Regions from separate parts of the Homo sapiens genome. Here all the other regions are linked to region 1. Evidence: chromatin loops called from intact Hi-C (ENCODE). Cell type or tissue: OCI-LY7. All regions are shown on one strand. Links, peaks and the distances in the headings refer to the core of each region. The heading gives the core; the rest is flanking DNA. Region 1 overlaps ALDH1L2 (aldehyde dehydrogenase 1 family member L2). Region 2 overlaps SLC41A2 (solute carrier family 41 member 2). Region 3 overlaps LOC105369949 (a long non-coding RNA gene). Region 4 overlaps CHST11 (carbohydrate sulfotransferase 11). Region 5 overlaps CHST11 (carbohydrate sulfotransferase 11). Region 6 overlaps SLC41A2 (solute carrier family 41 member 2).

What was found. A loop is a pair of places that touch in the nucleus more often than their neighbours do. Peaks named below come from ENCODE experiments on the same cell type or tissue, not always from the same donor. Only the 100,000 strongest peaks of a DNase experiment are listed, where the experiment ranks them.
Region 2: it touches region 1 in a loop (5-fold over the local background); 31 of 110 quality-filtered maps call a loop at or near these places.
Region 3: a loop joins it to region 1, with 10 times the contacts of the local background. A loop is called at or near these places in 94 of 110 quality-filtered maps.
Region 4: it touches region 1 in a loop (3-fold over the local background); 12 of 110 quality-filtered maps call a loop at or near these places.
Region 5: a loop joins it to region 1, with 7 times the contacts of the local background. A loop is called at or near these places in 14 of 110 quality-filtered maps.
Region 6: it touches region 1 in a loop (2.5-fold over the local background); 4 of 110 quality-filtered maps call a loop at or near these places.

The regions. Positions count from the first base shown.
Region 1 is chr12:105,050,985-105,056,326 of GRCh38, forward strand. ALDH1L2 (aldehyde dehydrogenase 1 family member L2) reads right to left here. Exons shown (of 23, transcript NM_001034173.4): 11 at 1,828-1,947; 12 at 1,106-1,233. Among named protein-coding and RNA genes, the nearest start is that of ALDH1L2, 31 kb to the right of the region's middle. In OCI-LY7, for the core only: CTCF peaks have their summits at 2,258 (motif pointing left) and 2,463; DNase peaks (open chromatin) are centred at 1,197 and 2,227; H3K4me3 peaks cover 358 bases; H3K27ac peaks cover 738 bases.
Region 2 is chr12:104,875,552-104,879,551 of GRCh38, forward strand. All of the region lies in intron 6 of SLC41A2 (solute carrier family 41 member 2), which reads right to left. Among named protein-coding and RNA genes, the nearest start is that of SLC41A2, 81 kb to the right of the region's middle. In OCI-LY7, for the core only: CTCF peaks have their summits at 1,749 and 1,948; a DNase peak (open chromatin) is centred at 1,750.
Region 3 is chr12:104,380,318-104,384,317 of GRCh38, forward strand. It overlaps LOC105369949 (a long non-coding RNA gene), which reads left to right. Exons shown (of 4, transcript XR_007063432.1): 2 at 1,469-1,635. Among named protein-coding and RNA genes, the nearest start is that of CHST11, 75 kb to the right of the region's middle. In OCI-LY7, for the core only: a CTCF peak has its summit at 1,703 (motif pointing right); a DNase peak (open chromatin) is centred at 1,714.
Region 4 is chr12:104,731,711-104,737,052 of GRCh38, forward strand. The region is part of intron 2 of CHST11 (carbohydrate sulfotransferase 11); the gene reads left to right. Among named protein-coding and RNA genes, the nearest start is that of MIR3922, 140 kb to the left of the region's middle. In OCI-LY7, for the core only: CTCF peaks have their summits at 2,175 (motif pointing right) and 2,381; no DNase peak of the experiment used is centred there.
Region 5 is chr12:104,677,610-104,682,951 of GRCh38, forward strand. All of the region lies in intron 2 of CHST11 (carbohydrate sulfotransferase 11), which reads left to right. Among named protein-coding and RNA genes, the nearest start is that of MIR3922, 89 kb to the left of the region's middle. In OCI-LY7, for the core only: a CTCF peak has its summit at 2,643; a DNase peak (open chromatin) is centred at 2,652.
Region 6 is chr12:104,822,504-104,827,845 of GRCh38, forward strand. The region is part of intron 10 of SLC41A2 (solute carrier family 41 member 2); the gene reads right to left. Among named protein-coding and RNA genes, the nearest start is that of SLC41A2, 130 kb to the right of the region's middle. RefSeq lists a silencer at 1,888-2,182. In OCI-LY7, for the core only: CTCF peaks have their summits at 3,078 (motif pointing left), 3,277 and 5,280 (motif pointing left); no DNase peak of the experiment used is centred there.

The DNA.
Region 1 (5,342 bases), core at 589-4,588:
CGATATTGGATTTTAGGTAAACAGCAAATGGAATTTATGATTGAATCTAATCACTCCTGGCATCCTTCATTACTGATTTATAATATTCTTCCCAGTCCTTATTATTTTTCTTCCTTGTTCCTATTCCTTACACATCAAGTGGATATAAAATGTTTTTTTAAAACAACAGGGTACTGGATATTCTCCACTTGCCGCTCTCTGTATCCATTCTCCACCCTGCTCTGTGACCTTGACCCTGGTGAATGACCTTTATAGATTACATCACCTGGCTCCCTTGCTCTCCCATTGGGCTTGGCCAGTGAGAGACCACTGGGAGGCACCCGCAGAATATTGGTGAACTGAAGGAAAAAGTGGCTGGGGAGTTGGATTCCCTGGCTCCCTCGCTGATAGGCTGTGGTTCAGAAGCTGCCATGTCCCTCCACTGCAGTGTGGTTTTCTCGTATAGCTACAGATCTTGCCAGATTCCAGTAACAGCTCCTTCCCCTGTCCCTTCAGACCTTGACATAGCAGCTTCCCCCTGCTGCTAGCCCTGCCTGGATGTTTCAGTATCCTTTATTGGATTTCTTTGACCTCGGCCACGTCTTTGTGAACAGTTCTTTATTAAACTTCTTTTCCAGCTGGGACCTGCCTGATGCAAGCAATACTAACATAATCAACATATATAGGATTTAATATGAGTCAAGTAACAGAAGACATATTTCATATTAGGTGAATACTAGAATGTTTTGCAGGAATTTTTAAAATCTTGGCAATGTTAGCCAATATCCAAAGGTAGTAGACTCACTTTGTTTTGCTTCTTTTTTTTCCTTTTTTTTTTTGAGACAGAGTCTTGCTTTCTAGCACAGGCTGGAGTGCAGTGGTGCACTCTCGGCTCACTACACCCTCCACCTCCTAGGTTCAAGCAATTCTTCTGCCTCAGCTTCCTGAGTTGCTGGGACTACAGGCACGTGCCACCACTCACGCCTGTAATCCCAGCACTTTGGGAGGCTGAGGCAGGTGAATCACCTGAGGTCAGGAATTTGAGACCAGCCTGGCCAACGTAGTGAACCCCTGTCTCTACCAGAGTTACTTTTCTAAAAAATAAAAAAATAAAAAATAGAAATACCTATACATCAATCTTCCTCTTTCTCTTGCATTCATTCTTCCCCATTCACCGTTTTCAAAAGCATCTTTTGCTGCTGCTACTGCTTTATCAACATCCGCCAAAGAAGCGTAGGATACTTTGCATATTGTCTATTTCAAGGTAAGTAAAAATAGGCCCCATGAGAGATATGAAAATATGGTTCTTGGAATTAATATTGTATTAATAGAAAAAATAGAGTATTACTGATTTTAAAAAAAGTTATGATAAGAAATGAGTATATCTAGTACTACAGTAAAGAAAAAGAACAATTTTAATATGAAAATTGTGAACCAGAAATTTAGTACTTCTCATATCATACTACTTTATGGAAGAACACATTTAGGAAGATTGGAAGACTGTAGTTCTTCCAGTGCTTTAGGAAAGCTGAATTTCTTGCCATGAGTCTTCAAAGTCTGGAAAGTTTTTTCACATATATCTCTATGCAGATGAGTGCCTCTGGTGTGTATAGGTAAAGCTACCTGTCTAAATTTATCATAAATGTTCTATAAAATAGGTTACTACAGTTAATAGCAGCTGGTACCAGAATTGAGTCATTGAAAGAAAAGCATGAAGTACATTTGTGTGAAGTACTTAGAGGCAGAGTGAGAGAATAAAAGGGCTTCTTAAGACTGCCTCTTTTACAATGGTGTATTAACTAAAAATCCATGACCAGTGATCACTACTCACACTAAAGAATTACTCACAGATCCATCTGTTGGGTTGATAGTGTCGTAAGTCTTTCCATCGTCTGCATCTGTGAACTGTCCATTTATGAAACACTGGTATGGCATTTTTACCATGATTTCATTGACCTCCTTTGAAATCTGAGAGAAGTATATTAATAGATTCAATGGATTTCCGTGTTTACCAATTTGATGTCAAACAGCAATAAAGAAGCATATTCACGAATGCAGAGGGAGAAGTCAATGACATTCTAGTTCCGACTGTACAGAAGACATGCATATGTGAGATTTGGGCCTCAAGATGCTTGCCTTGGCCACTGGGGCAGGAGGGTAGAAGCTGTGAAGACAGAAGTGCTCTAGGCCAGGCTTTATACAGATTTCAGATTTTCTTTCTTAACAGATAAAAGGTAACTCACAAGACCTCTAGATAATGGAAACACCACCATCTAGTGGCAGCATTGGTGGAGCGCAGCTGTTGCCTTCATTGAAATCATTGAAAATGCCTTTGTCAATAGGTTTCCTTTTACACTGGTGCCATTTTAAGTTTGCTTTCCTTAAGTTCCTCTCTGTTTTCACTTTTTGTCTGTTACACATGTGTTGCGTAAATTGTACTCTCTGCCAGTGGCTGGCAAGCAAATTGAGGTTAGTCAATGAACTTTGATGAGGCTCAGTTTTTTTCAACAATGCAATGGGGATAATGATACTGCCTTCATGCAGTTACTGTGAGGAAAAACTGAGGTAATATATCAATGCAAGGTATTAAAAAGGAAATGTAATTATTTAAAAAATTATTTCACAGAGAGGAATTGTCAGTGCTTTAAAAAGAAACAAAAAATAGCAAGAAGGTCTCTTGCCTTTTCCCACACTGAGTGCTCATGATCTATGAGCTATTTCCATTGTGTTTATGTGGGTTATAATGAAGGAAATTTCATGGGAATTGATGTGTTCAGTGTCTGCAAACAGTCCACTTTTCTGAAATTATCATTCTTGGAATATGCTGAATGTATAACACCTAATTTGATTTTCCTAACAATTCTCTGAGGTAGATATCATTATTATATATTATTATTATATAATATTATTACCCTATAAATTGGGTGATATGAGTCAAGTAACAGAAGACGTATTTCATATTATGTGCATACTAGAATGTTTTGCAGGTAATAATTACCCAATCTATAGGGTAATAATAATATTACATAATAACATCCACCACAGAGAGTTGTTAGGAGAATCAAATTATATACTCTATAAATAGGGTAAAAATAATGGAGGAAATAATAATAATGGAGGTAATAATAATGGAGGGTAATAATAGGAGCAAACTGTGGCTTAGGGAAGTTAAGTAACTCGCCCAAGGTCACACAGCTAGTAAGCCATGCTACTTGGATTCAAACTTAGGTTGGTCTGACTCCAAAATTCATGTTCTTAACCAGATAATGCTAAACTGCTTTTCAGATTTGCCTAATTCTTATTAAAAACAAATGGGTGAGAAGTACTTCTGGGACAGGAAAGTAAGGACCTCTGAAAATCCACTCCTTCATAAAAGCAATGAGAACACTAGAAAATATTGTTAAAAAATCACTTCTCTCAGAACTCTGGAAATTAGCCAAAGGCTTGCAATAATCCATTTCAAGAAGAATAGCTGAATCACAGTAAGAAAAGTGAGCTTTATGGTGTATTAACTGCCTTATTCCCATCTTTCTCAAAAGCTCTGCAATAGCCTTGAAAAGCCAACTTCATTGCAAGTATGGTAGCTGTGAAAACCAGCAGCCTAGTAGCCTCTGGTGGGGATGAAATGGGTCTGGAGCTCTTCACAAGCCTCATCCCAAAGAACTGTTACTATTTGGCCTGCCTGGCAGCTCCCTGGAAAGCTCTACTCTCAGAGATTTTCTGGTTTTAGAGGCAGGGTCTCACTATGTTATCCAGGCTGGAGTGTAGTGGCTATTCACAGGTCTGATCAAGTGCATCACAGCCTCAAACTCCTGGACTCAAAGTGATCCTCCTGCCTCAGCCTCCTGAGTAGCTGGGACTACAGGCACATGCTACCATGCCTGGCTTGGGCTTGTCTTTACTAGATCTGACTCAGAGCTTGTTATGCACAAACAGCCCTATTCCTGGGACATTTGTCAAAAATAATCAGTGGCAATTATTTAATATTGCAGCTGCCCACAGCCACTAAAAAATGGCTGACCAAAAAACAAGAGGAATAACTGGGAATGAGATATCCATAAGAGGCATTGAAAAGCTCTGACATATTCCTGGGAATCCAGAAGACCAATATACAAGCAGGGCTTGTGCATGTGCCCAGAAAAGACCTCAGAAGGCCCTTATCTCTTAACTCTGGATGACTTTGAGGCTCTGTGCAGGCAGGAAGTGTGAAGGTAAGGCAGAATTGTAAACTGCCTGCTGGAGCACTGAAGGTATATCCCAGCACACACACAGAGCCCCCTCACAAATGCTGGGAGACTTATTGGCTCAAGGTGTCTAAGAAAATCTATGCCCAATCATTAGATGACCATTAAAGTAACTGAACAGAGACTTCAGTAGTGGCAAACAATAAAAAATAAAGACTTTACAGAATTGTCAAGGAAGTCATTGAACAACAACAACAAAAAGCAGCAGCAGCAACAGCAACAAATGTTGTGAAGGGAGATGGGGAGAAGGTCTGCTTTCTGGAGTTACCACATTCTATTATTTTAAATGACCACCTTTCAACAAAAGATTACAAGACGTGCAGAGAAACAGGAAAGTATGGCCTATAAACAGGTGAAAAAAAAGCAGCTAATAGAAACCATCCCTAGAGAAGCCTAGACATTGGATTTGCTAAAGAAAGATTTTCAATAAGCTTTTGTAAATATGTTCAATGAACTAAAGGAAACCATGTCTAAAGAATTAAAGGAAAGAGAATAATGTCTTGCCAAACAGAGAATATCAATGAAGAGATAAAAATTATTTTAAAAAGAACCAAATAAAAATGCTTAAGTTGAAAAGTGCAATAACTGAAATTAAAAAATCACTGGAGGGACCCAATAGCAAATTCAAGAAGGTGAAAAAAGCCTGAACAACAGGAAGGAATAAGAATAAAGAAAAATGAACAGAGCCTCAGAGACTTATGGGATACCATCAACTATACCAACATATGCATAAAAGGAATCCCAGAAGGAGAGGAGAATGAGAAGGGAAAGGAAAAATATTTGAAGAAAGAATAGCTGAAAATTTCCTAAATTTGATGAAAAACATTAATTTGCACATTTCAAGAATGCACAATCCAAGAAGCTCAACAAATTCTAATGGGAAAATTCAAAGGCTCCACACCTAGACACATCATAACAAATTATCAAAAGACAAAGAGAAAATCTCAAAAGCAGCAAGAGAGAAGGAACTCATCATACAAAAGAGTCCTTAATAAAATTACCAGTTGACTTATCAGAAACCATGAAGGCCAGAAGGCAATACGATGAAATACTTAAAATGATAAAAGAAAAATACCGTCCAAAAATTCTATACCCAACAAAAATATCCTTCAGAAATGA
Region 2 (4,000 bases), core at 1-4,000, 180 kb before region 1:
GAGGCTGAGGCAGAAGGACTGTTTGAGACTATGAGTTTGACACCAGACTAGACAACATAGTGAGACCCTGTCTCCAACAAAATATTTAAAAATTAGCCAGGCATGGTTATATGCACTTGTAGTTCCTGATACTTGGGAGGCTGAGGTGGGAGGACTGCTTGAGCCAAGGAGTTCAAGGCTGCAGTGAGCTATAATCATGCCACTGCACTCCAGCTTGGGTAACAGAGCAAGACCCCCATCTCTGAAAATAAAACTAAAAATAAAAATAAATGAGTTTGGAAGTATTTCCTCTAGTTCTATGTTTTTGGAAGATAAGGATTGGTACTATTTGAATGTTTGGTAGAATTCAGCCATGAAGCCATTTGGTTCTGGGCTTTTCTTTGTTGGGAGGATTTTAATTACTACTTTAATAACTATTTGTTATTGGTCTGTTCAGGCTTTCTATTTGTTCCTCATTCAATTCTGGCAGGTATATGTTTCTAAGAATTTATCCATTTCCTCTAGGTTATCTAATTTGTTGGCTTAAAATTGTTCAATCGTCTCTAGTGATCTTTTTTATTTCTGAGGTCTCCACTTTTATTTCTGATTTTTTAATTTCAGTCTTCTCTTTTTTTTTCTTAGTCTAGCTAAGGCTTTGTCACTCTTATATGTTAGAAGAGCCAACTAAGTTTTGTTAATGTATTTTTCTATTCTCTATTTGATTTATTTCTGCTCTGGTCTTTATTAACTCCTTCCTTCTGCTAACTTTGGGTTTACTTTATTCTTTTTTTCCTAGTTCCTTGAGGTGTAACATTAGCTTGTTTATTGGAGATCTTTCTTCTTTCTAAATGCAGGTGTTTATCGCTATAAACTTCCCTCTTAGAACTGCTTTTGCTGTGTCCCTTAGGTTTTGGTATGTTGTGTTTCCATTTTCATTTGTCTCAATATATTTTTTTAATTTCCTTTTGGATTTCTTCTTTGACCTCTTGGTTGTTCAGGAGCATGATGTTTAATTTCCACATGTTTTTGAATTTTCCAGTTTTTTTCCTATTATTGATTCCTAGTTTCATACCACTGTGATCATCAAAGATACTTGATATGATTTCAGTCTCTTAAATTTCAATCTTCTCAAAGTCTTCTTTGTTAAGACTTGTTTTGTGGCCTAATATATGATCTATCCTGGATAATGTTCCACGTGCACTTGAAAAGAATGTGTATTCCGCTGCTGTTGGATGGAATGTTTTGTACATATCTGCTAGATTCATTTGGTCTAAAGTGTAGTTCAAGTCCAATGCTTCCTAATTGATTTTCTGTCTGGATGATCTCTCCAGTGTTGAAAGTGGGGTACTGAAGTCCCCTACTACTATTGTCTTACTGTCTATTTCCCCCTTCATATCTGTTAACAATTGATCATATATATATTTAGGTGCTCTGATATTATGTGCATATATATTTACAATTGTTATATCTTCTTGATGAATTGAGACCATAAGACTTTTCTTAATGTCCAGTTCTTTGAGCACTATATAATACATGGCCTCTATAACTAAAGCCTACTGCTATCATAAAATCCTCTTTTTATCTCTAAAGACTGCTAAGTGTTTTCAAAATAGTTCAGGAAATAAACTTGAACTATAAGTTTATCAGGAAATAAACCTGAAGCTTCTCAGCAGGATGAATGGAGTCTTGGAATTTAAATGTGCCTGTTCCTAATCTTTGTATTCAGAATAAAAATATTAGGCATCCAACTGCTGATCTTAGGAGGCCCCCTAGTGCGCACAGAGCAGACACTTTAGCAATCTGAACACAGACACTTTAGAAATACCTTTAACAAATTAACTATGGGATTGATCTGTAACACAAAAAATATATTTTTAGGAGAATCAATGATACAGAAAAAATGTAAAAGACTATTTTAGTTAATTCATCTTGAATTACTTTGAGCCAACTTTCAGAAGACAAAGATTAGAAAATCCTAAGCAATATTTAATAATATTATTTTTCAAAATCATGATCTGTGATAGTAACATTCCATTTTACTTTTTTTATTTCTTGATCCAGTCAAATTATGTATGCATCACTATATAACATTCGAAATACCGAAAGCTTTAGATGGCAACACATTATGATTAAGTCTTTTATAAGGAGAGTTTATCCCTTGTATAATTTAAAAAAATAAAATTTCAGGTGGGGCGTGGTGGCTCACGCCTGTAATCCTAGCACTTTGGGAGGCCGAGGCAGGCAGATTCCCTGAGCTCAGGAGTTTGAGACCAGTCTGGGCAACACAGTGAAACCCCGTCTCTACTAAAAATACAAAAAATTAGCCGGGCATGGTAGCGTGTGCTTGTAGTAGCTGTAGTCCCAGCTACTCAGGAGGCTGAGGCACGACCATCACTTGAACCCCGGAGGCAGAGGTCTCAGTGAGCCAAGATCGTACCACTGCACTCCAGCCTGGATGACAGAGCAAGACTCTGTCTCAAAAAATTAATTAATTAATTAATTAATTAAATAAAATTGTAAAGGTCAGTGTGCATTATTTTCCTCAATAGTTGTTTATCTTCTGGAATCTCATAGTACTTAATTCTGTAACATTATAACAATTGCCATGTTTATCATGATAACATTCTTCAACGGCATTCTCTTTCTTACTTTCTTACCACTGTCTTTAACTGAGGAGATATCTGGTATTTGCAAGCAGCTGAAAAATGTGTTATAAATGACTTAATGGTAATTTAAATATCCAAATCTGCAAATAATATACCTGTATTTTATATATATATATATATATATATATATACATTTTTTAAGTTCTAGGGTACTTGTGCACAACGTGCAGGTTTGTTACATACGTATACATGTGCCATGTTGCTGTGCTGCACCCATTAACTCATCATTAACATTAGGTATTTCTCCCAATGCTATCCCTCCCCCGTCCCCCCACCCCACCACAGGCCCTGGTGTGTGATGTTCTCCACCCTGTCTCCAGGTATTCTCATTGTTCAACTCCCACCTATGAGTGAGAACATGCAGTGTTTGGTTTTCTGTCCATGCAACAGTTTGCTCAGAATGATGGTTTCCAGCTTCATCAATGTCCCTACAAAGGATGTGGGCTCATGCTTTTTTATGGCTGCATAGTATTCCATGGTGTATATGTGCCATATTTTCTTAATCCAGTCTATCATTGTTGGACATTTGGCTTGGTTCCAAGTCTTTGCTATTGTGAAAAGCGCTGCAATAAACATACGTGTGCATATGTCTTTATAGCAGCATGATTTATAATCCTTTGGGTATATACCCAGTAATGGGATCGCTGGGTCAAATGGTATTTCTAGTTCTAGATCCTTGAGGAATCGCCACACTGTCTTCCACAATGGTTGAACTAGTTTACACTCCCACCAACAGTGTAAAAGTGTTCCTATTTCTCCACATCCTCTCCAGCACCTGTTGTTTCCTGACTTTTTAATGACCGCCATTCTAACTGGTGTGAGATGGTATCTCATTGTGGTTTTGATTTGCATTTCTCTGATGGCCAGTGATGATGAGCATTTTTCATGTGTCTGTTGGCTGCATAAATGTTTTCTTTTGAAAAGTGTCTGTTCGTATCCTTCACCCACTTGTTGATGGGGTTGTTTGATTTTTTTCTTGTAAATTTAAGTTCTTTGTAGATTCTGGCTATTAGCCCTTTGTCAGATGGGTAGATTGCAAAAATTTTCTCCCATTCTATAGGTTACCTGATCACTCTGATGGTAGTTTCTTTTGCTGTGCAGAAGCTCTTTAGTTTAATTAGATCCCATTTGTCTATTTTGGCTTTTGTTGCCATTGCTTTTGGTGTTTTAGTCATGAAGTCCTTGCCCATGCCTATGTCCCGAATGGTATTGCCTAGGTTTTCTTCTAGGGTTTTTATGGTTTGAGTCTTTAATCCATCTTGAATTAATTTTTGTATAAGGTGTAAGGAAGGGATCCAGTTTCAGCTTTCTACATATGGCTAGCCAGTTTCCCCAGCATCATTTATTGAATAGGG
Region 3 (4,000 bases), core at 1-4,000, 670 kb before region 1:
TGAGGCAGGAGAACGGTGTGAACCCGGGAGGTGGAGCTTGCAGTGAGCCGAGATCATGCCACTGCACTCCAGCCTGGGTGACAGAGTGAGACTCTGTCTCAAAAAAAAAAAAAAAAAAAAAAAGAATGGACCTCCTGGCCTTGTCACTAATTTTGTGGGGGAAAGCATTTAGTCTTTCAAGCATTAAGTGTGTTAGCTATAGTTTTGTAAGTTTTTTTTTTTACAAATGGGTGCTGAATTTTGTCAAATGCTTTTTCTGCATTAATTTATATGATCATATTATTTCTCTTCTTTCACCTGTTAATATGGTGGATTGCATTGATTGATTTTCAAATATTCAACTACCCTTTCATCTGTGGAATAAACTCCAGTTGGTCATCCTGTACAATCCTTGAGATATATTGCTGAATTCTATTTGCTAATATTTTGTTAAGGATTTTCATGTATATATTCATGAGGGATATTGATCTGTAGGTTTTTTTTACTACCTTGGTTTTATTTATTTGTTTGTTTGTTTTTGAGACAGAGTCTCTCTCTGTTGCTCAGGCTGGAGTTCAGTGGCGCGATCTTGGCTCAGTGTAACCTCTGCCTCCCAGGTTCAAGTGATGCTTCTGCCTCAGCCTCCTGAGTAACTGGGATTACAGGCATGTGCCGCCATGCCTGGCTAATTTTTGTATTTTTAGTAGAGACAGGATTTCGGCATCTTGGCCAGGCTGGTCTCGAACTGCTGACCTCAAGTGATCCGCCCACCTCGGCCTCCCAAAGTGCTGGAATTACAGGTGTGAGCCACCGTGCCCAGCCAGCAGCCTCAACCTCTTAAGCTCAAGCAGTCCTCTGGCCTCAGCTTCCCGAGTAGCTGGGACTACAGGCACATGCTACCATGCCTGGTTAATTTTTGTAATTTTTATAGAGACAGTGTCTCACTTTGTTGCCCAGGCTGGTCTTGAACCCCTGGGCTCAAGTCATCCTCCCACTTTGACCTCCCAAAATGCTAGGATTACAGATGTGAGCCACTGTACTCATTCCTATCTGTGGTTTTAATATCAGGGAAATACTATCTTCATAAAATGAATTGGAAAGTGTTCCCTCCTCTTCTATTTTCTGAAAGAGAATGTAGAGAGATGGTGTGAATTCCTCTTTAAACATTTGGTAGAATTCTTCAGTGAAACCATCTGGATCTGGAGACTTCTTTTTTGGGAGTTTTAAAATTGCAAATTCGATTTCCTTAACAGTTGTAGGCATACTCAAATTATCTAGTTCACATTGGGTGAGTTGTAGTCATTTGTATTTTTCAAGGAATCGGTCCTTTTTAACTAAGTTGTCAAATGAATGTGTGTTCTCACTAGCTTTAAAAAATTCTCTTCCCTCCATTAGTTTCTCTCACATTGAAATGAGATGCTGATTCCTCCACATGCCTTCCCTCCCTCCAGATCAATGACAAAACGCATTCTCCTGTGCCCTAATCCAGGACAGCATTCTTGACAGGCAGAGCCCAGGATGGGGCAGTCCCGATGTAAACCCACAGTTTCGAGGAACCAGTTGGCCTTGGACCTCTCTGAAGAGCTCTGGAACCAGAAGGGGCTGGCGGTCCTCTAAGTCACCTTAGCCTACCTGGAGAGACCTCCGAGGCGGGAGGTAGGAGCTCCGTCCTTAAGGGCAGGTTTGAGAAGTCAAAAACGCTGGGGGCCCTGGGTACCACTAGGTGGCGCTCAAAACATACAGTTGCTCTTGGAGGCCAACAGTGGACCGAAGAACCTCTGTTTAGCTAGATTTGGTCTGTGGGGCATTTGTTCTTTAAGTGAGATGCACTTTAGAGTCTAGAAGCTGCAAGGACCCCACGAGCTCTGGGTTGGTGGACTTGGTAATACTTTCTCTGACTTCCCTACTGACAAAGGAGGGAAGGCTTGAGAGGTGGTGCTGGTTGGAGGCTCCTGCGAGATGTCAGAAGCACCTACCTCCGTGTGGGCTGCTGAGACAAGCATGCCCACGCGGAGCCTCTGTGTGGTTATGAAGTGTCAACACCCCGGCCAGGCCTGTAAAGAATCTTAAAGAATCTACCCTGGGCTCCACGTCCCTTCCAGGCTGGCTCAATGCCCACACCCCTTCCAGATCCTGCCCCCTGCAGATACTTTGATCTACCCCACCACGTTAAGTATACTTTAGGGAAAGAGTCCTCTGGAGTCAGTTGGGAGGCTCAAGGTTTTGTCCTGCCTCTGCCGCTAGCAGTGTGCCTTGGGCAAGACTTGTACACATCTTTGCTAGATTCTGGACTGAGTCCAAATCCTGTCTTGACCACCCACAGCTATGGTGCCCTCTTAGGAATGTTACTTAATGTTACTTAACCTTCGTGAGCCTCAGGTTCACAACTGTCATCTGGAGATAATAAAGACACTCATCTCATCTCATAGTGTAGTGAAGTTTTATTTTTTATTTTTTTAGAGACAGGATCTTGCTCTGTTGTCCAGGCTGGAGTGCAGTGATACGATCATAGCTCACTGTAACCTTCAACTTTTGGGCTCAGGTGATCCTCCCACCTTGGCCTCCCAAAGCACTGAGATTACGGGCAGGGAGCCACCATGCCAGCCCCAGCATCGAGTAAGTGCTTGATGGACATTGGCAGTTATTATTTTATCACATTTATTTATTTATTTATTTTGAGATGGAATCGCATTCTGTCACCCAGGCTGGAGTGCAGTGGCACGATCTTGGCTCACTGCAACCTCGGCCTCCCAGGTTCAGGTGATTCTTCTGCCTCAGCCTCCTGAGTAGCTGGGACTACAGGTGCACACCACCATGTCCAGCTAATTTTTATATTTTTAATAGAGATGGGGTTTCACCATATTGGCCAGGCTGGTCTCAAACTACTGACCTTGTGATCCACCCGCCTTGGCCTCCCAAAGTGCTGGGATTACAGGCGTGAGCCATCACGCCCGGCCATTATTATTATTATTATTGTTTTTGAGACATAGTCTCACTCTGTTACCCAGGCTGGAGTGCAGTGGCATGATCACAGTGCACTGCAACATCTGCCTCTGGGGCTCAAGTGATCCTCTCACCTCATCTTCCTAAGTAGCTGGGATTATAGGTGTGCACTGCCACATCTGGCTAATTTTTTTTGGAGGGGGGTGTTTTTAGTAGAGACAGGGTTTCACCATGTTGCCTAGGCTGGGTCTTAAACTCCTAAGCTCAGGTGATCCCGCCACCTCAGCCTCCCAAAGTGCTGGGATTACAGACGTGAGCCACCATGCCCTGCCATTCCTATTGTCACTAATTTTTGTACCTCTCCCATCCCAGCCCTAGCATAGGTTTACTTGTTTTCAATTGCTGCTCTAACACATTACTACTAATAGAATGGCTAAAAACAGCACAAATTTATTCTCTTACAGTTCTAGAGGTCAGAAGTCTATAACCAAGATGTTGGCAGAGCTGTGTTCTCTCCGGAGACCTCAGGGGAAAATCCATTCCCTTGCTTTACCCAGCTTCCAGAGGCCATCCACGTTGCTGGCCTTGTGACCCCTTCTTACATCTCTCCAACCTCTTTCTTCTGTCACCCCATCTTCTGCTACTAATTTGATCCTCTTGCATCCTTTTAAGGATTTGTACCTTGGACCCATACAGATAATCCAGGATAGTTTTCTCATCTCAAGATCCTTAATAACCTGTCTGCAAATTTTCTTTTACCATGGGCAGTAACATATTCGCAGGTTTCAAAGATTAGGATATGGATGTCTTTGGGGGCCATTATTCAGTGTAGCACTCTGCGAAAACAGATTCAGTTCAAAATAAATAAGGATTGGGAAAGGGCTTCATGTGGTTTTATCTTTATATCCCCAGTGCTATGATTTGAATGTTTGTGTTTCCTCAAAATTCATATGCTGAAAACTTAACCCCCAAGGTGATGGTATGAGGAGGTGGGGCCTTTGGGAGGTGATTAGGTTTAGACGAGGTCATGAGGATTGGGCTGTTATGATGGGATTGGTGCCCTTATAAAAACAGCCAC
Region 4 (5,342 bases), core at 553-4,552, 320 kb before region 1:
GGTATAATGTGTCCAGTTTCCAGCACCAAGTAAAGGTTTCCTATTTTTAGTTCCCTTCCTTCCCTGGCATAATGTCCATCCGTGTCATGATTCCAAAATGTAGTTTTGCACCAACGCAACTGCGGCCTCCTTCAAGGTGCATTTGTTTACTAAATACTGTTTAATCCCCAACGTACTGGGCATTGGGAATAGAGCTGTGAATGAGACAGATGAGCCTGCCCCAGGGGCTGGCAGCCCAGCAGATTGGCCTTTGGTGGCATTTTGGGGGAATCAGCAGTGATGGCAGAAAGTCCACCCCAACATCCTCCCCTCTGTCCTAGGGCAGGAGAAACTGCAACCAGCTCCACAGCTATGCTCGGTCCCTCCAGGGAAGAGGATTGCGCTGCTGGTGGTCAGTTTTATTTGGGTACACCTCAGCATCAGTGGCTCAGAAGCAGGAGGTGGCAGGTTATGGCCATGCCCTGTGGTGGCTGGGCCCCCTGGGGTTCGTGAGCTTTGCTGGCATGGACCTGGCTGTGCCAGGAGCCTGTCCTTCTGTTCGCCTATGTGCCATAAGCCAGACCCCAGCAAGGCTTCTCCCAAAGACGTGGGTGCCTCAGAAAGATGAAAGCAGTGATCCCTATTTCCCTAAGGGCCTCCCCAGCCTTTGACAGGGTCCTGGCAGAAAAGCTAGACTCAGTGGCTGGTTTTCGTAAGTTTTGACCCCAGGGACATTTATAGATGGCCTGAAAACTAAATCAATGGATTTTACTTACTTTTTAAAAATTCACCTTTCATCACATTAGAAATAGACCTTCTTGCCCTATCTCTGAGTCTCCTCACGTCTCTTCTCCCTTCCCCAACCCACCCTCTAAGGGTCTAAGGGTGAAGTAACAGGCGGGAGTGCCTGTCATGCACAGCACTAGGTAATAAAACACCTTTTGGGGCTTAGCCACCAAATGTCCCTCCTGTCCAAGTGTCCATATCCAAACCTGAGCTCAGTCAGGTATCCGATTGGTGTTGCTGTCACCGGGGCATTTGCCACACCCAGGTGCTCACATCATCTATTGATACCCCCAGTCTCCAGATTCTTTTTGGCATCCTCCTCCCCAGCTTCCTAATCACTGATGAGACCAGATGGCAAAACAAATGGGGACTGATTTTGCAGTGACATCGGAATTGGAAGCTTTCTTTCTGGAACTAAGTATTAAGTATTTTTTTTAAGCACTTATTTCCTTACATGTAGTTCACAAAGAGGGCGTCAGCCCTGTGCTTTGAACTTGACATGCATCGTCTCACTTAATCTTTGCTCCACACCCTTGTGTAGTAGGTATGACCAGCCCTATGAGAGATGGGGAAACTGAGGCCCAGACCAGTGAGGTGATGTGTGCAAGGTCACGCACTGGGATTCCACCCATGCACCTTGTCTCCAGGGTGTGTCCTCTTCCCACAATGCTGTTCTGCCACCGGGTTCTTTAACTGGAAGATGATGTAGATAAGACATATCTTGAATGTAGCTGTGGAGGGCATGAGGCCAGACTGTTTTTGCTAGATGCAAAATCTGGAGTCTAGCTTTCCAGATCCCACAGGGAAAAGACCTCAGAGTAGATCCAAGATTTCCCCATGGCATGGAAGAAAGAGGAAAGGGGACATTTATAAGGCCTTTGTGGGAGGCAGTAACACTGACTGTGGGTATCAGGAAAGGGCCTTGCCTGATTCTGGGGGCACCTTTAAACCCAGCAAGTTCCCCCGTGTTCAACCCTCCCTCCCAGGGCTGCATGATGGAACCCTTGAACCAGGATCAGTTGTTGGGAGTCGCAGCCAACACTTTGACACACACTGTGTTTCAGGCAGTCTTCTGAATGCTTTGCATATTCTGTGAGGTTGGTACTTCCATTAGGTGGGTGCAAAAGTAATTGTAGTTCTTGTCATCAAAAGTAATGGTAAAACTGCAATTACTTTTGCGCCAACCTAATACTATCCCTACCTTATAGATAAGGAAGTTAAGGCACAGAGAGGTGAAGTAACTTGCCTAAGATCACACATCATTAAGTAGGTGGCAGAACCAGATTCAACCCAGGGAGATTGGTTGGCTGCACTGATCTTATCTATACTGCCTCTGAGGAGGGGAACCCTGCTTTTGACGTTGTAAGGTAGGAGGAGTTGGGTGATGGGTCTGGTTTCTTTGAAAAGCCAGCGGGGGGCGCTTTGAGCCTTCTGATGATGCCATGATGGCTGCCATGCCCCCATGGCCCAGCCCTGGCAAAAGTGTGTGCCTGTGGGGGCTGCCCAGGAATGTGGGCTTATGCCTCCTCCCCGCCACCACCAGCAATCTCTGTAGCTTTTGGCTGGGCACTGCTCCTCCAAAGAAGGCAGCAGGGCTTCCCCTGCCAGGAGGGCCAGCTTCCGCCAGCAGAGCTGCTTATTGAGAGGTACCTGGTCAGCACTGGCGCCAGAGGGGCACAGGGAGGTGTTTGCTCAGGCCCAGCCCATGCTTCTCTGCAGAAGTGGACGTGCTTTTCTGTTTATTTTTCTTATTTAAAAATTTTAAATCCAACTATCTTGAAATAGTTGGAGGTACAGAGCTGCTTGAGGAAAATTCAGCCCCAAAATTCATCAGAAAGATGGTTGGCCTCAGGATCACAGGGGCACGATCCCTCCTGAAGGACCAGCAGTTCCGGGCCCTGTGTAGGCACAAGATGAATGTCATTCATTTAAATCTCACCCCGGGCCCGTTGTATAGTTGCAGAAACTGGGGCTCAGAGAGGTCAGCTTGCCCAAGGCTGTGCTGCTAACAAGGGCAGGGCTGGACCTTAAGATCCGGACCCAAATGCCTGCTGTTTCTCCCGCCCCTAGTTCTGAATACGGTCACAGGTGGAAAACGGGGTGGCCTGTGATATTCCAGTCCCATGTTTCTTACTTTGCCATGGGGAGGAATGAGGACCTGGGGTTATTGCCCTGTAGTTCATTCCACCCTTCACCCCATGGGATACCCAGTCAGCCACCAACAGCCTTTCCTGGTAGGCACTCAGGGAAGTGCCCCAGGGTGAGGAGGATTTGTGAGAACTGGCGCTCTGCCTCCTGGGAGCTTTATGGCAAAGTAACAGCAAGAGAACACAGACAAAAGACAGATAATATGGAGATCCAGAGGAGGAGGGTTTGGGATGCTTAGACAAGGGTGGGGCCTGCGTTTATCTGATAAATAACACAGTGATTCTGTATCATCATCGTGTTGTTTACGTGAACCCTGCCAGGCACCACATGCCCTCATCAGGGCAAACTGCAAAATTGCCAGGTTTGCTTCTGTTCTGCAAACATTTTTTGAGCTCCTGCTCTGGGGGCAGGCATGGTGCTCAACACAGGGGATTCCAGGATGAGCAAGGCAACAGTCCTGAACTTCAGGGAGCAGAGGTAGGGATCTATGGGTAAACAGACAGTTACAGTATGTTGTGAGAAGAGAGTAAGCTCCAGAGTCCAGTTACCTGGGTTCAAATCCTGGCTGCACCACCGGCTAGCTTTGTGACTTAAATGACCACCTCTCTGGGTTTCAGTTGCCTCATCTATAAAATGGAAATATAATACGTCTCTACCTTGTAGGAGTGATAGAAGGACTAAATGTGATTACACAAGAGCTTAGGACGATGCTTGGCACCTGGCACTCAAAATATATTAGCTCTTCTGGTGGTGCTGGTGGCTGTGCTGTGAATGATAACAGCAATAATGGTAAAAATAATAATACCACGTTCTATAAGAGAGATGAGCCTAGATCACTGGCGGAGCACCAGGAAAAGGGGATACCTGACTGATCCAAGCCTGGTGGTGGGGCTGGGTCATCCGAGACATCATCTTAGAGGAAGTGAGGAATATGGTGAGGTCTGAAAGCCCCACAGTTAGCGGGAAGAAGAGAGTGAGCAAATCCAGAGAGACTTGGGGGCAGGGGACTTGCTCCTGGGCAGGTCCCTTAGGTGCAAGAAAGCGCAGTACTTCTAGAGAAATCACAGGGGTCCAGTGCCCTGCATGGGACAGGGCTGCTGAGAGACAGAGCCTGAGGGGCTGGCAGGGGCCAGGATGCAGATGCTGGGTGCCAGGCTCAGGCATCTGCGCTTTCCATGGAAGGCAGTGGGGACTCGTCATGGGTTTAAAGCACAAGGACAGCAGAGTTAGAGCTGTGATCAGAGCCTCTGTTTTGGTCTGGAGGGGACCCAGGCTTGGAGCCCAGAAACTAGGGGATTGTCAGCAGCAGTCGAGGCTCAAGGGGATGTGGTTTGTACCAGGGTTGCCAGGATGCGGGGTTGTGGCCAGGCTGTGGGGAGTGGGTGCCTAGGTACCTGGCAGGGAACCTGGGCAGACAGCAGTGCCATTCCCTGAGATGGGACACAGGAAGAGGGCAGTGACCACTCTCAGACATTCCAAGTTGGAGGTTCCTGTGGGACATTCCATGGGCAATGTCCAACGGGAAGGTGAGAGCATGCTTCTCGCCTCTGGTATAAATCCTCCCTTCCCCAAAGTTCCCCCTGCAAGATACCATCCCTGTGCCTACAGAATCTGGGGAAAGAACATTCCATGGAGAAGGAACAGGACATTCACTGCCCTGCGTGTGGCATGTTCAGTGGAAGGAAAGGAAAGGAAGAAGAGAGAGAGAAGAGAAGAGAGAAGGAAGGTTGGGGAGGGCCATTTTGTAGAGGGTGATGATAAGAAAAAGACCAGTGACTCACAAGCTCATACAGAGAATGCCCAGCCTGGCCGAGCTGGAGATTTACCCAGAGGCATCCAGCAGAGTCCCATGTATTTCCAGATGTTTCTGGTTAGAAGTTCGTATAACTTTCAGAGAAAATGCCCTGCCCTCCTGGATTCTGGCCCAGTTTGAAGAGCACCCCAGGCTGACTGAGCGTAGCAAAGCCTCAGAGAGGCAGTGGTGGGCTGTTGGGCTGGGACCCACTGCACGTACAACTCGGGAAGCCCACCTGGCCCTCTGTGAGTCTGGCCTGTGAACTCTGATTTACCCGGAGTTGGCAGGGTTGGGGGTCTTAGAGTAGCCCTTTGAGAAGCTGGTTCAGTTCTGAACTCCATCCAGGTGTCCATGAAAGAGACTGCTTCGAGTCCCTTTCAGTCCCCCACACAGCGCTGTAGGTGTACTAGAAGTCATGTATAAACTGCCCTGAAAATCTGATTTTTGAAAGCATAGGAGAAATGCATCCTTCTGCTGCATAAAGCATCTTCATTGTGAGTCTTGATAGAAACCAAGTGTGGCTTCAGGGCTTAAGAAGGCCAAACCTCACCCTGTGACTTACACAACTGAGACCAGGAGTATCTATGAGAATAAAATGTGACTTTCCTTTAACACCATTTATAGATGATCTTTA
Region 5 (5,342 bases), core at 548-4,547, 370 kb before region 1:
TGGGAGAAACCACTAGGAATTTGGGGGGAATAGAGCAGAGAGAGAGAGGTAGGGAAATTTGGTCCATTTGCAGATTCACGGAAGTTCAAATGTGGCGCATAGCTGCGCACAGCTTCCCCTCCTCCTTGGGTACCATGTTGCCAAGACGGGCGGTTAGAGATTCAATGGCAGAGGGCTAGATGATTCTGTTTCCAAGGGGCCCTGCTTGCCTTCCAGCCCCACCTCATATCACCCTGTCCCTCAGTTGCTGTTCCAGCCTCTTGGCCCACATTCCTCAAACATGTCAAACAGGTTCCACCAAAGGACTTGCATATTTGCTGTTCCCACTCCTGGAACATACTTCCCTGAGATCTTTCTGTGGTTGGTGCCTTCTCATCAAGTCTCAGATGAAATATCACCTCCTTTGAGAGGCCTTCTCCAACCTTCCAGGCACTGCTTCTTGCATTGCCTTGTTTTATTGTCTTCATAGCACTTGTCACCATCAGAAGTGATCTTGCTCATTAATTTGTCTGGTGTCTCTCTCATCACCTCTAGAATTTAACCTTACATTTAACTTTTATTGCTGGATATCTCTATTGGCCTATCTTAGGGCCCAATGGAGAAAGAAAAATGTTCTAATAACATATTGTAAAGGTTTGCCTAGAAAGGTATATCCTTCCCCAACATTTCCATTCACTGAAAGAAAACACCTTATTTGTCTGGTGTCTCTCTCACCACCTCTGGAATGGAACTTCTAGGGGAACAGGGACATTGGCTCTTATTGACTGCCATAACCCCAGAGTGAGACATTGCCTAACAAATGAAGGGCATTTATGAAAATACTTGCTAACATGCTGCGCTTATTATGGGCCACATCCTGTTCTAAATGTTTTGCATGATTTAATTCATTTAGTCTTCTCAACTAATCCATTTTACAGATGAGGAAATGGAGGCATAGTTTAATAAATGAAAAACATCAAATGAATTAGACTATTCAGGTATACTGGAGGTATTACTGAATTGATTCAGCAATTGTATCAGTTATCCGTTGCTACAGTAATTCTGCATAACAAAACACCCTATTTCTTCATGCTTGTTAAGGCTGCCAAGGAATGAAAGGACAAGGTTTTTATTTTTCTTCACGGTGGGGGAGATAAAAACCACATTTTATATTTTCAGAGAGTGACAATGAGCATTAATTGAGCATCTACTGTGCGTCAGGCTCTCGGTTACGTTTGGAATTAAATACTCAAAACAGTCCTCAGGAGTGTGGCATTGACCCCATTTCATTCAGTTTGTGAAACAGACTGAGAGGTAAAGTCACGTACTCTAGCTCACACAGTCTTAGGGTTATTTTAATTTCTCCCGCTCTAGCTCACACAGTCTCGCCGCTATTTTTATCTCTCCTGAGATTCTCCAGACAAAACCAGCTCGTAAGAGGGCACCCATGATGTCGTTGGTACTCAGTAGACATTAGCTGAATGAAGGAGGAGGAAAGGCCACCAACCGACCTGTGAGGGTGGATGTTCCTATCTTCGTAGTACTCAGATGAGGAAACTGGAATTTAGAGAGATTCAGTCCAAGGTCACCTGGCTAGTAAATGATCAAGTCAAGATTCCAACCCAGAAAGTTCCATTTCCAGAAGCCAGTGCTATCTGAGGGAAGTAGAATTTAGCAGTGAGGACTTCAGGACCCCAAATGCCTTCTCCACAGTTTACAGCCCCCACCGGCCAGGAGAGAGGCGAAGGGAGACCGAGGGCATATACGTTTGTCTGTAAACCCGTTGGGAGGGTACCCACCGAGGCCTGGAACCAATTCAGGCCCCGGAGCCTCCGCGTCCTGCTCCATATCCCCCTGAGCCGCAGTCTCCCTTGAGCAGAACTCTGGAGTCAGATCTTCTTCTTTGACCTCCGCCCCGTGTGTGGTTTGAGAAGGAAGAGTTGGGAATGGAGAGAGCCCTCATGCGAAGTCATTTGCTGATGAGACCCCAGCAGCTGGTGAGGGGGGCCAGGCCTGTGTGGATTTTGAGTGGGATTTGTGGCCTGAACATACTGGGGCCGCCGAGCCCCAGCTGCAGGGACAGCCAGCACTATCACCTGCCCTGCAGAGAGCAGGCATCTTTCTTTCCCTTTTGGAAACTGCCATGTGTAATTCATGGTAGAGCACAGAGAAAGACGCAATGGAGCCCCGCCCCATGGAAAATCCTAATTAGCTCCCCACAGGGCTGCCAGAATCATGGCAGGCTCCTCACAGCATCTCTGACTCTTGTCAAAGGGTGGCGGCCCTGACTGTCCAGAGGAAGAGGCCTCCCCACAACAAAACCCCTCTGGTTTGTTTTTGTTGTTGGTTTGTTTTTTTACTGCCCCAGGAATCAGGGTTATCTGCTGGACCACCTTATAATTTGCAAAGCCCCACCAACTGGTCTGCTTTCTTTAGAGTGACTTGAACCTCTGAGCATTCATCGACTCACCAAGCATCAACTGGACTCCTGCTGTGTGCAGGGGTTTTGGGCTAGGCCCCAGGGATACAGCAGTGCATAAGGCTGTGTAATCCTTGTTCTCAAGGGGCATACTTTCTGGTTGAGAGGACGCAGGTGATAGCAAATAGATATATAAGAAGATACAAGGTAGTAATAGCATGAGTGAGCCAGTGGGTGTTGCTCTTAAGCCACGCTCTTGCCTCTCAACACTGGAGTGACATGCAAATGCCATGGGGACATCTCAGGGACATACTGAGGCAGAGAGAAGAGCAAGTGCAAGGGCACCACAGCAGATGCAAGCCTGGTGGCTGGAAGAAGCAAACACAAAGGCTGTGCAAGGAAACCCTGATGAATGTGGGGATGGGGACGGACATGTGGCCAGGCAGGCACACAGGGGCCAATCTGCGGGGCCTGGTCAGACCACAGAAGTAAGGATGTTCTGCTAGGAAGCACCATTGCTTTTGCCTACTGGGCAGAAGTGCAGAAGTGTGGAGCCTCCCACTGGTGTCCTGTCATTCGAGGGTTTATTTCTGCTTATTGGGTCAGTGATTCAGCTCCTGCACCTGCTCCATGTGGGAAGGAAATGCTGTGCACTCAGTAAAGTCAGTTCCTCTCAATCCCTCCTCCTCTGGTATGTGCCCACCCAAACCACGTTTGAAATCATCAGGTCACCCTGACTTTTAACTTATACCACACTCCCCCGGGTTCTCACGTGCAAGCAAAGCTTGACTAGCTGGGCCCACATCTTTGAGTGCCCCGCCCCCCTGTTCCTGCTGTGAGTGAAGGGTTCAGGTGAAGAAGGCATAGATGTTAGGGGCAGACAGATCTTAGGTTTGAATCTCAGTCTTGCCACTTAATGGCTGTGTGGTCTTGGACAAGTCTCTTAAAGTCTCTGGACCTCAATAACACTGGGGATAATAATATCTACTTCAAAGGGTTGTTGTGAGGATGAATTGAGATAATAAATGAAGACATCTAGTGCAAGGCAAGTGCTTGATCAGTTTAAAGGTTCTCTCTTCTTGCAGTCTCTTACCAGCCTGTTGTGGAGTACCTGGAAGGAAAGGTACAACACTTCTCTAGTAACACATCACTGGGTGGCAGTGAGTACAGCTGGGCTGTCTAATGACTTTGTAATGAGTAACTTCATGCATTACCATCTAAATGATAGGATACATAGAAATAGATCATCAATAAAAAGGAATGCAGTACTGATACATGCTACATGGATGAACCTCAAAAACATTATGCTAAGTGAAAGAAATTACTCACAAAAGACCGCATATGATATGATTCTATTAATGTGAAAGTTCCAGAATGGATAAATCTATAGAGACAGAAACTAGATTAGTGGTTGCATAGGGCTTAGAAAGGGCATAGACAGAATCTTTTGGGGGTGATAAATATATTCTAAAATTAGGTTACAGCGATGATTGCACAACTCTGTAAATACATGAAAAACCACTAAATCGTGCATTTTAAATGGATGAATTTTATGGTACATAAATTATATCTCAAGCTGCTTTTTAAAAAAGAGATATAGTTTCATTACTTTCAGAAATAATACAAAGTTTAAAATGACATGCTAAGCCTGGGCAACATGGCAAAACCCCTTCTCTACAGAAAAAAATAAAATTAGCCAGGTGTGGTAGCATGCACCCGTAGTCCCAGTTGCTACTTGGGAGACAATTGAAGTCTGTTTTTCAGTCTGATAGGTCTAGAAACACTCATATACCTCTTTTTTCTTTTTGTCTGTTTTGCTTTTTTTTTTTTTTTTTTTTTTTGAGATGGAGTCTCGCTCTGTCGCCCAGGCTGGAGTGCAGTGGTGCGATCTCGGCTCCCTGCGAGCTCTGCCTCCCAGGTTCACGCCATTCTCCTGCCTCAGCCTCCCGAGTAGATGGGACTACAGGCACCCGCCACCACACCCGGCTAATTTTTTTTTGTATCTTTAGTAGAGACGGGGTTTCACCGTTTTAGCCAAGATGGTCTCGATCTCCTGACCTCGTGTTCCACCTGCCTCGGCCTCCCAAAGTGCTGGGATTACAGGCGTGAGCCACCGCGCCTGGCCTGTTTTGGTTTTTTAAAAAAGACACTGGCATAATATTTTGACAAATGCCGAAATAATATAATGTGGGATTGGGCTCTACTGGAAGTATATATGTTGTACAGCACTGGGAACAGCAAATTCCATCAGGGAGGGACAAAGTGAGGGAACAAGAGTATCAGGAAAGTTTTCTAAAGGAGGTTGCATCTGAGCATGCCGTTGAGGAATAAAAGTGTTCATCTGTCTGGCCAACCGCCACAAACTGAGTAGAGGCAGCAGCACACAAAAGAAAAGATCAGTAATATTCTATAAGCTTTGACCTGCCTGAAGAAACAGCAGCAGCATTTGTTATGGTTGTATTTTAGTTGTGTCCTTGGTGACAAGCAAACCCTCCCTGGCCATCGGACACAAGTGGATCATTGATATCAGTTGACTCCTGGTTACCCCAGTTTTGGTAACACCTGTAATGTCTTGGCCTGGATCTTGGTAGTGAAAGATTTCATCTCTCTGGTGTTTATGGTCTTGTTTTTCACCAAACTGACATTGGGAGAATCTGAGACAGACTAGAGATAGCAATGGTATCCTCCATATGGCATTAGGATTTCACCTGTATGATGTGTTTCTCCTGTGAAGCCACCTCATTGGGAAATAAATTCTGCCCCATGGCAACCGATGTTCAATCCCAGTGACAGCAGCATAGCCCGGCAGAAAGCACTGAGAATCAGGTTCCAGATTTCAACACTGCTCCTGGCCTTAATGAGCCAGCTACCGTAACCGTAGCCACCGATCACCAAGTACCAACCCTGTGTCCAGCCCCACCTGACTCTCTGTCCTTCTTCTCCA
Region 6 (5,342 bases), core at 1,343-5,342, 230 kb before region 1:
AAATTATTTGTGATGATGGCCTTTGAGTGTGGGGATTGTGAGCAATTTTGATAATAAGGAATATATGCTGTTTTATGAGAAGAAACAAAACTCAATAAACTGAAAAACAAAAACAAAAAATAGCCCCATGAGACAATGACCTAACATCCCTCTCTTGACTAAGCTCAGTATAGAGACCTATTTCTTAAGTAGGGGACATATGGTCTCAGAAAACAGATTTAGAAAGATAATTTTGAAATCTGTAGGAATTGAGTAATAGATATCTCTAGAAAGTGAAACTACCTGAAAAAATTTTAATTGCAGGTAAAAAAAAATCAGAAGTATAGCTCTGAACTCCTTTGACATAAAAAAGGTTAAGAAAACAAAACAAAAACTGTGATAAGAAGAAAACTCACTATATTGAGAGGGAATTAAAGAAAGGGGCAAAGAAATAACTGAGAAATTTGAAAACTATAAAAAGAATTTTGTTTTGACATGGGAGAGTCTAAAGTCATTGCTTAGAGAAAGAACATAGAGAACAAAAGGAAAAAATGCCTAATTAATTAACATATTGGAAAAAGCAGCTATGAGAAGTGACAAGTGTGAAAACCCAGACATAATCAACTTGGACTTCCAGAAGGTTTGAGATAGAGCATCACATAAGGATTTGTAGATATAATTACTACTGCTGTTGAAATGCCAAAACTCTATGTTGAGAGTAGAGAATAAAAGGATGTTGATTTTGGCAGAAATCACAGTGGCAAAAGCATCTACATTACATTTGGTTATTTAGTATATCTATACCTGTCAACATAAAAATATATGTATGAGAGCTACCTACAGAAGAGTTTGCAATTTTAAAAAAAGGTAAATGATTTCTTTTTAAAACTAAAATCAACAACAAGTTAAGGCTCAAAAGAAAACAACAGTTGCTTAAGAATAGACATATAAATCAGTGGAACAGAAGAAAGTCTAGAAATAGACCTGCATATATATATATATAGTAAATTGATTTTTGACAAAGATGCTAAGATAATTCAAGGGAGAATGATAGTCTTCCCAATAAATGGTGCTGTAACAACCGGATGTTCATACTGAAAAATATGAACCTCAAGCCTTATCATATACCATACACAAAAATTAATTCAAAATGGTCAGAGACTCAAATAAAAGCTAAAACTAGAAAATCTCTAAAACAGAAAGCCCTCACAACTGAGGGATAGGCAAAGATTTCTTAGGATATGAAAAGCACTAATCATTTGCAAAAACTGATAAACTGAACTTCATTCAAATTAGAACTTCTGCTCTTAAAATACATGGTCAAGAAAATAAAAAGGCAAAATTTAAAGATCTAATATACAGCATAAGGACTAAAGTTAATAAAATTATATTGTATTAGGGATTTTTGTTAAATAAGTAGATTTTAGCTGTTTTTGTCACACACAAAAAAATAACTACATGAGATGACAGATATTTTAATCTACTTCACTATAGTAACCATTTTACTATCTATATGTATTTCATAACATTGATACGGAAGTGCCAGGAGGGGCATGGTCCCTTTAAATGATACGGAAGAGGTGAAGGGAAGTGCTGAAGGGAAGGGAAGTGCTGTGTGGAGGAGGGTGTGGTCCTTGGCTAGGGCTCCACCCCCGGGCCTGTGCCCATGGACCTACGTGAAGACAGGCATTTTTTTTTCCCTGCCCAAATGTTGCATTTCCCAAGAACACCCTGGCCTGCCACGCCCCCATCTTGTGCCTATAAACCCCCCCGAGACCCCAGCAGGCAGACACACAGGCAGCTGGACATCGAGAGGAGCACATCAGTGGAGGAACATATGGGCGGCTGAACATCAGGAGGAACACACCAACAGGCACCAGCATGCAAGCAGGCCATCCACCAGCAGAATGATGTGGAGTCTGGCTGGGGCAGTTGGAGGAGAGCCCAGGCCTCCAAGCGGCCCGACTCCAGGGGAAAACCATCTCCCTTCTGGCTCCCCCATCTGCTGAGAGCTACTTTCACTCAATAAAACCTTGCACTCATTCTCTAAGCCCATGTGTAATCTGATTCTTCAAGTACACCAAGACAAGAACCCAGGATACAGAAAGCCCTCTGTCCTTGCGATAAGGCAGGAGTCTAATTGAGCTAGCACAAGCTGCCTACAGATGGCTAAACTAAAAGAGCACTCTGTAACACATGCCCACTGGGGCTTCAGTTGCAAACATTCACCCCTAGACAATGCTGTGGGGTCAGAGCCCCACAGCCTGCCTGTCTGTATGCTCCCCTAGAGGTTTGAGCAGCTGGGCACTGAAGAAGTAAACTACACTCCCATCACGTGCCCTGAGAGGAGGACAAGGGAAATTTTACCTTTTCAACTGGGGGCTCATCCAGGATTGTGGAAGGTGTGAGTGAATGTGAAACTGTCGGGTCTGCCTCTCTTCCGAAACTCCACCACCTTTCTCTCTTTCCTGCGGGTAAGAGGCTCTGTTTCCCTTCACAGAGTTTTAAACCGCCCTAACTGGGCCAGTCAAAACCCCCAGACTTTGTCTCTTTTTTCTCTCTCTCTCACATGGTTTAAAATGGCTCTTATCTCTTTCTTTATAATATTAAGAGTTTTGCTACAGGCTGCGGCAATGTTACTAAGTAAAATGAGCATTTGGCTCAGCCACCAAAGGTGCAAATCAGACCAATTTTTTCCTAGAGGTGCATGTATGCCTCCACCTCGACAGTCACAGGCATGCGTGGCTCAGGGCACCTCTCCTTATTCTTACCCCTCCCAGCTCAGGCACCTGGGCATGCCTGCAGCAGGCAAAAGCCAAACCCAACAGTCACAAGGGGGGCAGGAGAAAACCAGTGGTAGCCAGGACCCCACGGGGTCAACAGATAGGGCGCTTCTCGCCTGCTGTGTCAATGGAACATTTCTCCTTTGGCCAAGGAATTCAACCCAGTCTGAACCAGGAAAAAGATATAAGAATTAGAGGAACCCAGTTGCACTAAGCAAGGGGTTCTTCCCCCAGAATCTCCCCCTTTTTGCCCCTTAAACTGTTTTTCTGTTTTTTCCTTTTCCATGTGAGAGGGCTCCCCCTCCCAACTCTGTTTCTGATATGGAAGTTAAGGGAGGAATGACCCCTGCTGGCTGAGAACTGCAAATTCAGCAGGGCTCATTTGAGACACTCTAAACAGATACAAACAGCCTCTGAAATATCTTTTCAGTCCCAAACTCGATTCCAAGCTTCAGGCTGAAGCCCTAGAAAGAAAAACCAGGTGCGAGGGATTCAAAGCCAGGCAATAGGCACAATGTAAATGGGCAGGACCAATTCCTGCCAACTGAAACCCACCCCACAGAAGGAGGCCATGCTTTATGGCATGAACAGTCCCTGGGACCTCAAAGATTGCCAACAACAGGGAGAATGGGAGGCATAGGTGACAGCGTTTAATTCCTATTCTCCAGGTTTTCTCTGCTTCATGGGTACATACTGCAATTGCACCTACGGCCAGCACCTGCCAAGGTCACCAGGGCTCAGGGATAAGAGGTAGAGAGTGAAGGGAAGATGCTCGCTTTCTCTCTCCATCACATCCTGAGTTTTCGCTGAAAGAGGGAAGGGAAATGAGGGAAGCCTCTATTCCCTGTCTTTCAGAATGGGCAAACAGTTCTCTTCACCACCGCCAGCTTATACTCCTCTGGAGTGTATCCTGAACCATTGGGACTGCTTTGACCCTCATAATCTGGAGGAAAAGCACCTCATAGCTCTCTGCACAAAGGTTTGGCCAAATTATGATTTACAGGAAGGACTGGCTTGGCCTCAGGAAAGGACCATTCATTTCAATACCATATGGCAATTGGAACTTTTCTGTAGATGCGAGGACAGATGGTCTGAGGTCCCATACGTGCAGGCTTTCTATACCTTGCAAGGCAATCCCGACCTTTGCCGACAATGTAGGATTGACCTAGCCCCTGTGTTTGCTGTCTCAGGAAGGCTGCAAGTGGCAAGGCCAGGAAATTAAAGACATGAGTCCCAGAGGCACCCCCAGCAGAGAAGCCAGCACCCTCAAGCCCTGCTCCTCTGGGTCCACCCCAACCTTTCTATCCAACTTCAGCCTCTCCCTTACCCCCTCCTAGAAATCATCACTCTAAACAAGCCCCAGTCTCACTCTTGCCTTTCCAACAGATGCCCAGTGAATTTGGGCCCAGTAAGGTCCAGGTCCCCTTCTCCCTACAGAACTTAAAGCAAATGGGGGATCTTGGCAAGTTTTCAGATGACCCTGATAGATATATAGAGGCTTTCCAGAATTTCACCCAAATATTTGAACTCTCCTGGAGAGACATTATGTCACTTTTGAATTAGAACCTGATGGACGCTGAGAAGCAGGCTGTTCTGCAAGTAGCAGAGAGATTTGGGGATGAGCTTTGTATCATGTAAAGTGTCAGGGAAGAGGGTAAATATTATCCAATTGGAAGAGAAGCAGTACCAGTGTATGACCCTAAATGGGATCCCAGTGACAAGGTGGAAGACTGGAAGAGGAGACATCCTTAGGTGTGCATAATAGAGGGCATATGTAGAACTAAGACCAAGCCTTCTCTGAGACGGCAATTATACTAAGTTGTCCATGATCGATCAGGGATTTGATGAGAATCCCACTGCCTTCCTGGAGCGGCTAAGAGAGGCCTTCGTAAAGCACACCTCTCTTATCTCTTGATTCAGTTGAGGGACAGCTAATCCCAAAGGATAAATTTATTATTCAGGCAGCCCCTGATATCAGGAGGAAGCTATAAAAACAGGTCCTGGGACCAGATAGCACTTTAGAGAACCTCCTTAAAGTAGTCACCTCGGTCTTTTATAATAGAGACAGGGAGGCCCAGCAAAGGGAGAGAAATGCAGGAAAGAGAAAGAAGCTTTAATGGCCCCCAGGCAAGCCTACAAACCCTAGAATTCCCAGAGTGCACCTGTTAACTGCTAAAGATAAGGCAAGAACAGTTTTCTCTCATTCTAAAAGTTTATCCGCTCCCATATAAGGTTTAATTTCTTTCACCAGGGTGATACAATTCAAGGTACAATATTGTTGTTCGTATATTTCACTTATCTCTGTAATCTTTGGCACTAAATTCTTTCCTTGTATAACACACGTATAACCCATGTATACTTAACCTTATAAAACTTGTTTTTTTTCTCTCATGCCTAGAAGCCATCAAACTCCAAACGGTCAGGCAACCGAAGCCTTGGACGATGGCTCCCCTTTGCTAGGAACACTTAGATAGACTGGGAGAAATCTGACTGCTGTTTTGCCCAAAACAGTGCCCCCTGTCGTCAGGAAACAGCTAAGGCCGGTCATCGTCCATATTCTAACGGCAGTAAGATATACCT